3 separate regions of the Homo sapiens genome follow, and all the other regions are linked to region 3. Evidence: chromatin contacts called from ENCODE Hi-C or POLR2A ChIA-PET data. All regions are on one chromosome and are shown on one strand. The core of a region is the stretch at or near the end of the contact, and the rest is flanking DNA. Distances in the headings are between cores, read along the strand shown. Region 1 holds the start of KIAA0319L (KIAA0319 like). Region 2 overlaps KIAA0319L (KIAA0319 like). Region 3 holds the start of ZMYM1 (zinc finger MYM-type containing 1).

Evidence for each region. A loop is a pair of places that touch in the nucleus more often than their neighbours do. ChIA-PET counts read pairs that join two places held with the same protein, here RNA polymerase II (POLR2A). Pooled maps may share reads with other maps.
Region 1: a map of Caco-2 shows a loop between it and region 3 (6-fold over the local background). The contact joins the promoter of KIAA0319L here to the promoter of ZMYM1 in region 3. A Hi-C loop is called at or near these places in 1 of 168 maps with a recorded cell type or tissue (Caco-2), 2 of 37 single-sample maps with no recorded cell type and 9 of 50 pooled maps. POLR2A ChIA-PET finds 5 or more read pairs at or near these places in 5 of 52 experiments (A673, AG04450, CD4-positive, alpha-beta T cell and 2 more).
Region 2: a map with no recorded cell type shows a loop between it and region 3 (7-fold over the local background). The contact joins the enhancer-like site here to the promoter of ZMYM1 in region 3. A Hi-C loop is called at or near these places in 1 of 37 single-sample maps with no recorded cell type and 6 of 50 pooled maps. POLR2A ChIA-PET finds 5 or more read pairs at or near these places in 1 of 52 experiments (CD8-positive, alpha-beta memory T cell).

Annotation. Positions count from the first base shown.
Region 1 is chr1:35,556,124-35,559,929 of GRCh38, forward strand. It overlaps KIAA0319L (KIAA0319 like), which reads right to left and starts at 1,280. Exons shown (of 21, transcript NM_024874.5): 1 at 1,084-1,280. NCDN (neurochondrin) reads left to right here and starts at 1,676. Exons shown (of 7, transcript NM_014284.3): 1 at 1,676-2,100; 2 at 2,984-3,124. The coding sequence starts at 2,068. RefSeq lists enhancers at 710-1,437, 1,438-2,164, 1,454-1,513, 2,892-3,617 and silencers at 974-1,073, 1,084-1,223, 2,295-2,504.
Region 2 is chr1:35,504,941-35,508,570 of GRCh38, forward strand. KIAA0319L (KIAA0319 like) reads right to left here. Exons shown (of 21, transcript NM_024874.5): 3 at 1,672-2,195. Among named protein-coding and RNA genes, the nearest start is that of KIAA0319L, 51 kb to the right of the region's middle. RefSeq lists an enhancer at 2,276-2,325. Within about 2 kb of position 1,696, at least 11 of the 41 ENCODE cell types and tissues checked have a DNase peak (open chromatin) inside an H3K27ac peak, as active enhancers do.
Region 3 is chr1:35,077,673-35,081,483 of GRCh38, forward strand. It overlaps ZMYM1 (zinc finger MYM-type containing 1), which reads left to right and starts at 1,713. Exons shown (of 10, transcript NM_024772.5): 1 at 1,713-1,770. RefSeq lists an enhancer at 1,620-2,138.

The DNA of each region.
Region 1 (3,806 bases), core at 30-2,529, 480 kb after region 3:
ACCCCCACAATACTTGACAAATGAAAATCTAGAGAAGCTCACAATAGTTCTGGCATTTAGGGCGTTACAAGTACACCCAAAATAAAAGCACTCTCTGTTGCAGCAGCTGTTCAGACAGAGCAGGGGGTAATGTTTACTTAATACTTCAGGTTGATGGGGGATGTATCACAGTTCAGTCTGTCAACTACATACGTGGAACTCCATTTATGTACACAGCGATAAGATATGTTTGAACAACGATGGAGCACGTCTGAAACAATCTATTCAGTTGGTATGAGTAATCGAGAATAAAGCTCTTTTTTAAAAAGTCTCAGATATTTGGGAAAGTTACAGAACAGACTGCCATGAATAGCTTTGCTTATATTTGCAGACACTGTTTTCCAAATAGCTGGAAAAATGAACAGATTGTTCTGGGAGGTCGTCTTTCCAATTTGTTCCTAGTTTTCAGTCTGTTAATCACAGGAGAGAGCACAAGGAGAGTCAGCTAATGCTCTTCACTAACTGCAACTACTGTCAGTTGGACACAACCACTATGAGACCAGAAGCCAAAGAGTTCCTGGAATCCCGCCAGAGGTTATCAATTTTGACTTCCTTCATTTCACCTTTGTGCTCACTGCAGCCACTACAGGACCCTCTGTGGGGCATAATTTTCAAAATCGTGGATGAGGCAGGTTTCACATTATAATGGACACATCGTGCTCAACCCCATCCCCTCTTCATTCTGCACCAACTTTCTATCTCGGTGGAGAGACCAAACATCAGAGACAGCAACTAAAGACTAGGCTGCAGAGGTCGAAGGTGGAAGAAGGACGGCAGCGCCCCGAACCCCGGCTGTCTGCCTGGCTCTCAGGGGATGGAGGGAGCTGCATGACTAGGCCCAGGCCCGAGAGAAGCGGGGTTCAGCCTGGGACCCAAGCTGCGCACCTGCAAGGACAGAAGCAGCTGGCTGCCCTGGCCGAGCCAGGGGCGCCACCTCCGGACCCAACATCCGGCCAGCGCAGCCGCTGACATCGCCCGTCCCGCTTGCCCCTCCCCTGAGCCCATGGTCCTCGGCCTGGCAGCCAGCCGCCCCCGGCCACCTACCGGGGCTCAGGGCCACATAGCGGGGCCCCGGCTCTCGGCGGCCTCCGCCTCCTCCTGGTCCATGGGCTCGGGGACCCCCAACCTTCGCTCCCCTCACCCGGAGGAGGAGGAGGAAGAGGAAGAAGGTAGTGCGGGCTCCCCACCCGGACAGCTACCTCTCGCCTCAGCCTCCCTGGACAGCGACGGCGGCCGGAAACACCGCCTCCTCCCACCTCCCCGGGACCGACCCGGAAACACACTCTCCATGCTAACCAAGCCCTCCCGCCCCTCCCCCGGGAAGGGCAATGCCGGCCGCGAGACCAAGGGGGAGGAGGGGCAGTGCTGGGCGGGTAAAACTACGCACAAGCGAAGGAATCTGGGCCCCCAGCCTCTCGCCGCCCGCTCTCCAGAGGCAGTCTGCACCTTGCCTCCTTCGCTCGAGCCCCAGCCCCCAGACTCGGGCAATACCCACAAGCAAGATGGCGGCAACGGCGGCACCCCCTACTGCTTAGCACCCTGACTTGCCATTGGCCAGAGCCCGGAGTGAAGCAGCCGCGGATTCGTCAAGAGCGGTGCGGGGGTGGGGGTGGAGCTGCAGCAGCCTGGAGCCAGGAGTGGGCAACGCGGCGTGAGCAGCGGCCCGAGGCTCCCGGAGCATCGCGCTGGGAGAAGACTTCGCCGCTCGGGGCCGCAGCCTGGTGAGCTCAGCCCCCTTCGGGCCCTCCCCTGCATCCCAGCCGGGGCCTCTCCGAGCCGGCGCTGATCGATGCCGACACACCCCGGGGACCCTATCGCGACTCCATCGCGCCATATCGCGACACCATCGTGCCCTGTCGAGACTCCATTTTGTCACAGCCCTTTTCAATATATATCTTTTTTTTTTTTAATTTGCCCTGTCATCTTTGGGGGCTGTCTCCCATGTCGTGATTTTGACGTGATCTCTCCGTGACATCACCGCGCCATCGTGAAGTGTGATCTCATCGCCGCCCTGTCGTGACTTCATCAATGTCGTGTTGTGACCTGGCTGCGGCGGGACAGGTGGTGACCGCCAGGAACCCTCCTCCCCTTCTCATCTCCCCATCTCAGCAGCCCTGCTTCGATTATCCGGCTTTTGGATTCTCCGTTGTCCTGGGAACTATCCGGGACCCCCTCTTGCTTCTCCAGCCCCTGCCGGCATCCACAGGCTGGTAGCGGGACGGGGAGGGCGAGAAGAGGGAGCGCAAGGGGTTAATTCTGCTGCTGCCGCCGCCGCTGCTGCTGCTGCTGCAGCCTCTACCCGAGGGAGGGAAAGGAGAGGAGGCAAGGAGCCTGCGGGGGCGACTGAGAGCCCTGGCTGGAGGGGTGGGGTCCCCAAAGGGGCCTCCAAGCCTTCCCTGTTGAGCGTCTTGTATTCTCACTTCTGAAGCGTATCTCTGCCTCTGAAGAAGGGAGGGGAAAGGAAGCCTGGGGTGTCCTTTTCTCCCATGTCAGCCTGAGTCCGGATAATCGAACTTCACCCATGTATGTCTCCATTTCTCCCTGTCTGTCCTCACCACTCACTCCCTCTGTGTCCCTGTGGAGGGAGATAAAACCCAGCCTCCGGTGCCAGGGGGACAGCTGAGCAGTGGGGCCAGCTCCCGCCCACCCCCAGGAGACTGGTGAGGAGAGCTGTCCGGCTGAGCAGCAGCATGCATGGTCCTTCTTTCCCGCTTTCTGGAGGTGACCTTGGACCAGGGTCCCTTCTTTATCCCTAAGGATTTGCAGATCCAGCCCCTTAAAGGGGCTTCTGGGGGGAGGTCAGTCCTGAGGAGTCCACCCCTCCAGATTCTCTCCTCCCCTCCCTCTGTGCTAATCCCTCCCTCCCTCCATCCTCCACTCTCACCCCCACCCCACCCCCGTCCCTCCTCTGCAGAGGGATGCTCAGTCCCTCTTGTGTTCACAGTTGGGCAAGGCGAGCATCATGGCCTCGGATTGCGAGCCAGCTCTGAACCAGGCAGAGGGCCGAAACCCCACCCTGGAGCGCTACCTGGGAGCCCTCCGTGAGGCCAAGAATGACAGCGAGCAGTTTGCAGCCCTGCTGCTAGTAAGGAACTGGCTGAAAATTGGGAGGTGGGAAGGGCTGGGTGGTTGGGCCCCCAAGGAATGGGGTCAGTGAGTCCCCAAGGATATGTACGTAGTGCTAGCAACCCTGGAGGCACCAACGAAGGCCCAAGACCCCTACCTTTGTGCTCTTTTTTGCTCCCCCTGAGAATGGGGGCAAAGAGGAGAATGGGACTGAATAAGGCTGTGGCACTAGGGGCTGCCTGGGTCTGTTTTCTGGGGCGTCCCAGAGCAGATGGAAGCTGACTCATAGGGTAACAGCAGCAGGTAGTAACTAGTGCAGAGTACTTGAGGGCTGGGGATGGTTGTTCTGGGCCTGGAGAGAGTAGCAGGGCTGGAAGTGGCTGGGGAGGGGTCCTAGGGGAAGGCCAGGATGGCAGTAGGTAGGTTAAGGAATGGGAGCTAGTTTGGGGCTTAGCCTTTTTGGAGGAACCCAAGCTGGGGACAGCAGAGCAGAAGCTGCAGTGCTAGGAAGGGGGGGTTGTGTGTGGGGGGTGAAGGGAGGAGGGAGTACAGCCGCTGCTTGTTTGCCATGGCAACAAGGAGAAGGCTCTGGAGTCAAGGGCTCACACTGCAGCAGAGGAGGTGTTTAGGTGAAATGTAAGGGGAAATGTTTTGACAGGCGGAGCGGCGAGACACAGGAGCCATTTCCCCTGAGAAGGTGG
Region 2 (3,630 bases), core at 446-2,945, 430 kb after region 3:
AGGGCACCTAACACACTTTGAAATTGTTATTTCCTCTGCCTGAAATACTCTTTTTCCCTGTTTCTTTTCCGAATTCCTACTTCAAATATCAGCTTAAACTTTCTTTCTTTAAAGTGGCCTAACCTGACACCTTAGTTTGTATTAGGTGCCTGTTGGATGCTTTCACGGCACTCTGTATTTACCCTCTCATTACCCACATCAAGCTTATAATTATTATAATAATTTAATTATTAGAAATGTAATATTCCTTGCCAGAGTATAAGCCTTGTTAAGGCAGAAATGATATTCATCTTATTTATTGTAATATTCCCAGTATCCAGCTTAGTATAGTACCTCGCAAGTAAATACACAATGACTATGACCGAGCCTTTACATACACTGTGGCTCTGTCCAGAATGTTTTTTTACCACCATTAACCCCACCCCAGTACAATCCTACACATCCTTCAAGAAATGTTAAACATCTCGGAGAAGTCTTACCTGCACATACACACCACTTGCCTGCTGAAGTGAATCACTTCTTGTGTTCTTACTGCATTGTGTACATAAGTATGTTAATGCAATAATTATACACCACTGTAAATACCTATCTTCATGTATCAGTCTCCACTAGATTATAAACTCCCTGAGGGAATGAACCATTCTTATTCACCTTTGTATCTCTAAGGCTTAGAAAAGTGCCTGACATTGACAGTAGGTAGCCATAAATGTTTATGGGCATATTAAATCTAGGATTGTTCTCTAATACTGCACTAAAAAGTTTTTTTCTTAATATTAAATCTGGGTTCCAATTCTAGCTATGCTGCATGATCACTGGCAAACTGTTTAACCTCTCTGGGCCTCAGTTTTCTCACCAGGTAAACAGGGCTAATAATGCCTACTTGGAAATATTGCTATGAAAATTAAACAAAATGATACAGTGCAACAATTAGTACACAGAGCGCTTGGCATGTCATAGCCCACTCTGGCTTCAACTTGATAGAGACAACTAGGACAAAACAAATACAAAAATAAGTCACAGCAATCAAGGAAGACTGAGCAGAGAGTGAGTCATTCCTTTTAATCATTTCCCCAAGGAGATCAACAATGAAGAAACATAATAAGCAGAATAAACTCTACTGGTGGTATCTCCCTTGGCATATACAGCTTGGTGAGAATTCACTCCAGAGACCTCTTGGCTAATGGCCACATCCTGCTCCACAGCCCAGCAGGTCAGATCTTAATCTGTAGTACCAAGCATGGTTAATTCTGACTGGAATAGAAACTACCTCATAAAGAATGTGTTTACAGGCGAGAGATGGAGGAGAACTTGACTGTAACCACATCAATCAACTGTTTTGCAATTTGGCAGAAAATACTGCAGAATGGTTGGTGAATACTAACAGCCATACAACTGTACTTACCTGTAGCCAAGAACCAGCTTAGACTAGATAATGAGCAGCTTTCTGCATTTACCAAAACAATGGTCAGACCTACATAGCATGAACATCTCTAGGGTCAAATTACCCTTTGTACATCTGGGCAGCACCAAAGAAGCTGACACCAAGCAGCTTTATATATACACTCCTCAGCCTATGAGCACTGCCCGCAAGCATCAGCTTCATTGCTCATATATACCAAATGTAAGAGCAGATTTAACCATTTCTCTGCTCCTTATTCATAGCATGCTTACCTCTGCAGAGCCACTGGTAGTCAGACCACCTAATTCGTTGGAGTCATTCACTTTAGAATGCTGTGTCACTATAGGTGTAACTACGTCACTGGGACTACCTCTCTTCTGAAGCTTCCTGATTAAGCTCTGCTGGTCACTGGAAGATACAGCAGGTCTGAGTGCAGCTCTGGGTGGGCTCTGCCTCCAAGATGCCCAGTTCCAACCTAGCCCCAGAAGATGTGGTACATCATCTTCAGGTAGAAAGCCCAAATCATCTGCAGTTTGGAATTTTTTTAAAAACACCAGCATGGAATTGGAGGAGTGTGTCCTAAAAGCCCGGCAGCTCTGGGGCCTGCTGCAGTCTGCCTGAATGCACATCCCTTCTAGCCACCAAAAGACATGGCAGGCAGAGTCCTGGCAGCAGGCAGCCCAACATGACTGGAGAGAGGGGGTTCCTTCAAGAAGCCAGAGGTGATTTTCTCCCCCAGATCTCAGGCCAACTCCAAATTGTGTCTTCCCCTGCTGGCACCTGCTCTCACTGGCATCTAAAAACAAAGAATGAAAACATTTTCAGATGAAATAAAAACAGAGACTACTGCTCCATAAAGAGCCCTGAGAACCAACATTTGAGGTTATTTTGAAGACGAGTTTTTAAGAGGGTGAGAAAGCCATCTAGTGAGTGGAACAAAGGAAGTGAAAGAGAGTGTTTTTTGTCTTCGGATATTTTAGGTTCTAGAAATACTGCTCCACATTCATTAATTGTTCTCCTTCTCAATGAGTTCCTGCCATGGAGACCTTTTACACAGAATGTCACTTCATAAACAGGAAAACAAAAACAAAAACAAAAACAAAAAAAGAGGTATTCTGGTGGAAGCATATGCAGGGAAGTGGCAAGTTGGGAGGAAGAGGGCAGAGTCCCAATACCTGATGACCTCCCACTCACCTCCAAGGTATTTCTCAGGGACAATGTGAGAACTGTGGGACCAGAAGAACAGGTAGCAATGTGAGAACTGTGGGACCAGAAGAACAGTTTCCCCAGCAAACTGGCAGCAACACAGACTGAGTACTCTGAACCTCATGCAGTTAATAGGCACATTCATTCTTTAACCAATCATTTGCCAAAGTCAAATGGTTTTGCATATCATAGTATCAGCCAGAGTGGTAGTCAAGATTACCAAAAATTTTAACCACGAGAGCAATTCTGCTAGAAAGAACTTCCTAATGACAAGTCATGTCATGATAAGAAATAATGGAACCTAAGTACAACAGTGACATGCTATGGGTAACCTAAATAATATGATCCAAAATTCTGGCTAATGTTGCTGATGGATAAACTTTGGACTGTTTTAATTATTTCAGGTATGGCATTGATTTTTCTGAAATAGTATCTCACCTCTGTTTTCTTAGATGAAGTCAAAACTTGTTCTAAATGGAAGTGATTATGTGAGTTCATTTTAAGGTACTGGCTCTATAGGTGTCTATTACCAGCTATTGTCAGGGTTATATAGAAACAGAACTAGGGTGAGGCAAGAGAGGTGCCTCAGGCACAAAATTTAAGGAGGTGCTCACTTTCAGAGTCATTCCAGCAAAGGGTTGGCTCACAGGACCTTCATAGTGAGTGTCTCTTTAAATTCTGTGTTCTGGGCACCTCTCTCCTTACCCTAGTCCTGGCCCTGGGCTTATAACATAAAATATATGTTAGAATTACATAGAAAAAATATGCAATAGAATCAAAACACTGAAGATATGGATAATCATGTCTGCATGTACACACAACTGAAAAGACCTCTAACGAAAGCAACTGACAATCAGCCAAAGCCAATCTGACTCCCACGGAATACTTACTAAATGTCCAACGGACTAAATGTGGAAACTAATCAAAGATAAAAGGAAGGTAAAGGCAAGCTTCTAGAGTATTGAGTCAGGAGCACTATGGAAGCCAGCACTGGCACCAACCTAACACCAGACGAGGCAATTTAG
Region 3 (3,811 bases), core at 463-2,962:
GACAGACAGCTTCAACTTCCCATTATTTCATCTCCTACCTAACCAATCAGCGCTTCTGGCTCACTGGCTTCCCCCCACCCACCAGTTGTCCTTAAAAACTCTGATTCCCAAATGCTCGAGGAGACTGATTTAAATAATAATAAAATTTCAGTCTCCCGCACAGCTGGCTCTGCGTGAATTACTCTTTCTCTATTGCAATTCCCCGTCTTGATAAATGGACTGTGTTTAGGTAGCGGGCAAGGTGAACCCACGGGGCATTTACAATGACATCACTTGCCTTTGGATGCCCACTGAACCAGGACTCATTTCTGGGTTCCAATCTAATCCCAGTCACTGAGTTGCTGTGTAACTTGGGGCAAATTACCTTTATCCTCTTGCCTTCAGCTTTTCCTTTGGTAGGAAGGGAGCATTAGAGGAGAGATCATTTCAGTAAGGTCCTTTCTAATCCTAACAGTCTAAACAGATTATTATGAATATTAGAAGGTAATAATAAATGTTGGAGAAATTAACTTCAGTTACTCGTATAATATTTCAAATTACCAAAGGGTTTATATTAGATTTGAGGCTAATTCCAAAGGATATTTAAGGACCATAGCAGCAAGGATTAGGAGGCCCTTTTGGTCTGGACCTCACCTTCACAAGGGCCTCAAATTTAGATTTTTGAGAATATCTCCTTTAAAAGTAATTGTCAAATATGATTATAATAAGTTCATCATTCAACCTTATATATATATTTTAGAATCCTCTTATGCCTTTAGGAATAGCACAGTTAGTTCGTCCTATACTTTTTTAGGTGTTGAAAGTATTGTCAAAAAACATTTAAAATATGCCATTATTTTTGACATGCAGTTTGGGGTTATTTTAATTTTTTTTTTTTTTTTTTTTTTTTTTTTTGAGACGCAGTCTCTCTCTGTCGCTCAGGCTGAAGTGCAGTGGTACAATCTCAGCTCACTGCAACCTCTGCCTCCTGGCTTCAAGCGATTCTCCTGCCTCAGACTCCCAAGTAGCTGGGATTACAGGCGCCCGCCTCCATGCCCGGCTAATTTCTGTATTTTTAATAGAGACGGGGTTTCACCATGTTGGTCAGGATGGTCTTGAATTCCTGAACTCAAGCAGTCCACCCGCCTCGGCCTCCCAAAGTGCTGGAATTATAGGTGTGACCCACCACACCCAGCCTGGGGTCATTTTAATTTTAACGTACTAATGAAAGAAGTCTGAACTCCCTCCCTACCTCTGAGGATAATTTCCTTTTACTAGGAATTTACTCTGCAACTGGCACTTTGCTAACATTGCCTGTCATATTTTTTTTTTTTGAGTCCAGCTTCTGCAGAAGCCTGCCTAATGTTTACAAACCTACGATGCAGCCACTACAATTATCCCCATTTCAAGGTCGAAGAAATGGAGATTTATAGAAGTTGTCAAATCGCTTACTAGCACACAGCTAATAAGTAGTAAAGCCATCTCTCAAATCCAGGAAATCTAACTGCCCTGCCTGAGCTCTGAGTCAAGGGTCCTACTTTGGCTGCCAGCCAGCGACGACTTCAAGGGTAAGATCCTATGCGGGCCGTAAGGACTCTTCCCCTCCCCCTCTCCCACTTCTTCTATCCCAAAGTCGCTCTTCCCAATTCAGGGAGCTGGGACCACCCTGAGCCAGCGGCCCTGCGCATGCTCAACCGCAGAGCACGACGGGAGAGGGGCGGGGTCGGCGGGGCCGTTTCGCTTCGAAGATTGTTTCAGAAGCGTTGGGCGGGGCGTCCCTGAGAGAAATTAGTAAGCCTCCTCATGCGGCTCTGGTTTCGGTCTTTACTCCTGCGCCTTACTCGAAAGGGGCAGGGTTTCTGCTGTCGGTCGGAGGGAGGATGACGCGCCGGGTCGGGGTTTTAGAGACGGAGCTTTGAGTGCGGATTCCGCCAGATGGGGGTCGGGAACTCCGGGCCAGGCCCTGACGTGGATTGTGTTTGCCGCCTCCTTTAACCTTGCCCTCATAGACTGGGGGGGTTAGTGCTCCCCGCTTCCAGCGATTCTCGCCGCCTCCTGCTCCTGTGTAGTAACTGGGCCTTCAGACTTTAGTCTCGCTCCGCAGCCTCCGTTTCAGAAGCCCCATCACACCTGTATCTCTCCTTCATTGAGCAGTGATTTTTCAAAAGTTTGACTCCTGGCCGGGCGTGGTGCCTCAAGCCTGTAATCCCGACACTTTGGGAGGCCCAGGCGGGCGGATCTCTTGAGGTCAGAAGTTCGAGACCAGCCTGGCCAACATGGCAAAACCCCGTCTCTACTAAAAGTACAAAAATTAGCTGGGCTTGGTGGCAGGCGCCTGTAATCTCAGCTACTCAGGAGGCTGAGGCAGGAGAATCGCTTGAACCGGGAGGCAGAGGTTGCATTTAGTCGAGATCGTGCCACTGCACTCCAGAGCGAGACCCCGTCTCAAAAAAAAAAATGAAATGTTTGCTGAACCCCAAAAGCACAGTTTGAACGCTGCTGATTTACAAGATTAATTTTAAGGTATTTGGTATCAGGGACCTTCCTGACATGACCCATGTCTACTTTTCAAACTTTCCAGTTCCTTCTACTAGCACTCTTGCACTTGTACTTTATCTGCAACAACAGTCCCACTCCTTCTAGTTCCCATATATTTGTGCTTCTTTTTTTTTTTTTTTTTTTGGAGACTGGGTCTCGCTCTTTGGCCCAGGCTGAGTGCAGTGACACGATCACGGCTCACAAGCAGCCTCAGCCTTCCGAGCTTAAGCGATCCTCCCACCTCAGGTTCCAGAGTAGCTGGAACAACAGGTGCTCCCCACTACGCCCAGCTAATTTTTGTATTTTTTGTAGAGACAGGTTATCTTCATGTTGCCTAGGCTGGTCTCGAACTCCTGAATCGAAGCAATCCACCTGCTTGGGCCTCTCAAAGTGCTGGGATTACAGGCTTGAGCCACTGTGCCCGGCTATTTGTGGTTTTGTACATGCTGTCTCTATACCAGGAATATCCGCCATCATTGGTTGGTAGACACTTTAAAACCCAGCTCAAATTTCACCTCCCAGAAGACTGACCGTCTTCTTTTTTCATTTCTTCTCAGTACCTTGTATATACTTACTGGTTGGGACATCCTACTCATCAGTGTAACCCGGTACCAAGGCACTTCGGAAATGATGGCTCTTCATTGCCTGCAGAATTAACCATGGACATTTTAGTTTGGTTTGAAAAACATATAGCCTTCTGCCTCCAGCCTTCCCATCAGGCTAGTAAAAGACCTTGCAGAACTCAGTTGAATAAAATAATTTTTTTTTTTTGAGACAGCATTTCACTCTTGTCTCCCAGACTGGAGTGCAGTAGCGCGATCTCAGCTCACTGCAACCTCCACCTCCAGTTCAAGTGATTCTCCTGCCTCAGCCTCCCAAGTAGCTGGGATTACACCACACCTGGCTAATTTTTGTTTAGTAGAGACAGGGTTTCACCATGTTGGCCAGGCTGGTCTAGAACTCCGACCTCAGCTGATCCACCCTCTCAAAGTGCTGGGATTGCAGACAGGAGCCACCGTGCCCGGCCGAATAAAATAAATCTTAGCAAAGTGTAATGTATAAAGAAGTGGTATAATGCGAAGAAATAAGGGATAGGAGTATATCTGCTTCCAGACTCTGTTTTGTTTTTGCTTGTGTCCATACCACACTATCTTAATTTACTGTAGCTTTATAAGCCCTTCCAACATTTTTTTTTTTTGATATTGTCTTGGTTATGCTAGGCTCTGTATGCACATTGTATATACATTAGAATTACCTTACAAATTCCACAAAAACCCCTGCTGGGATTTTCATC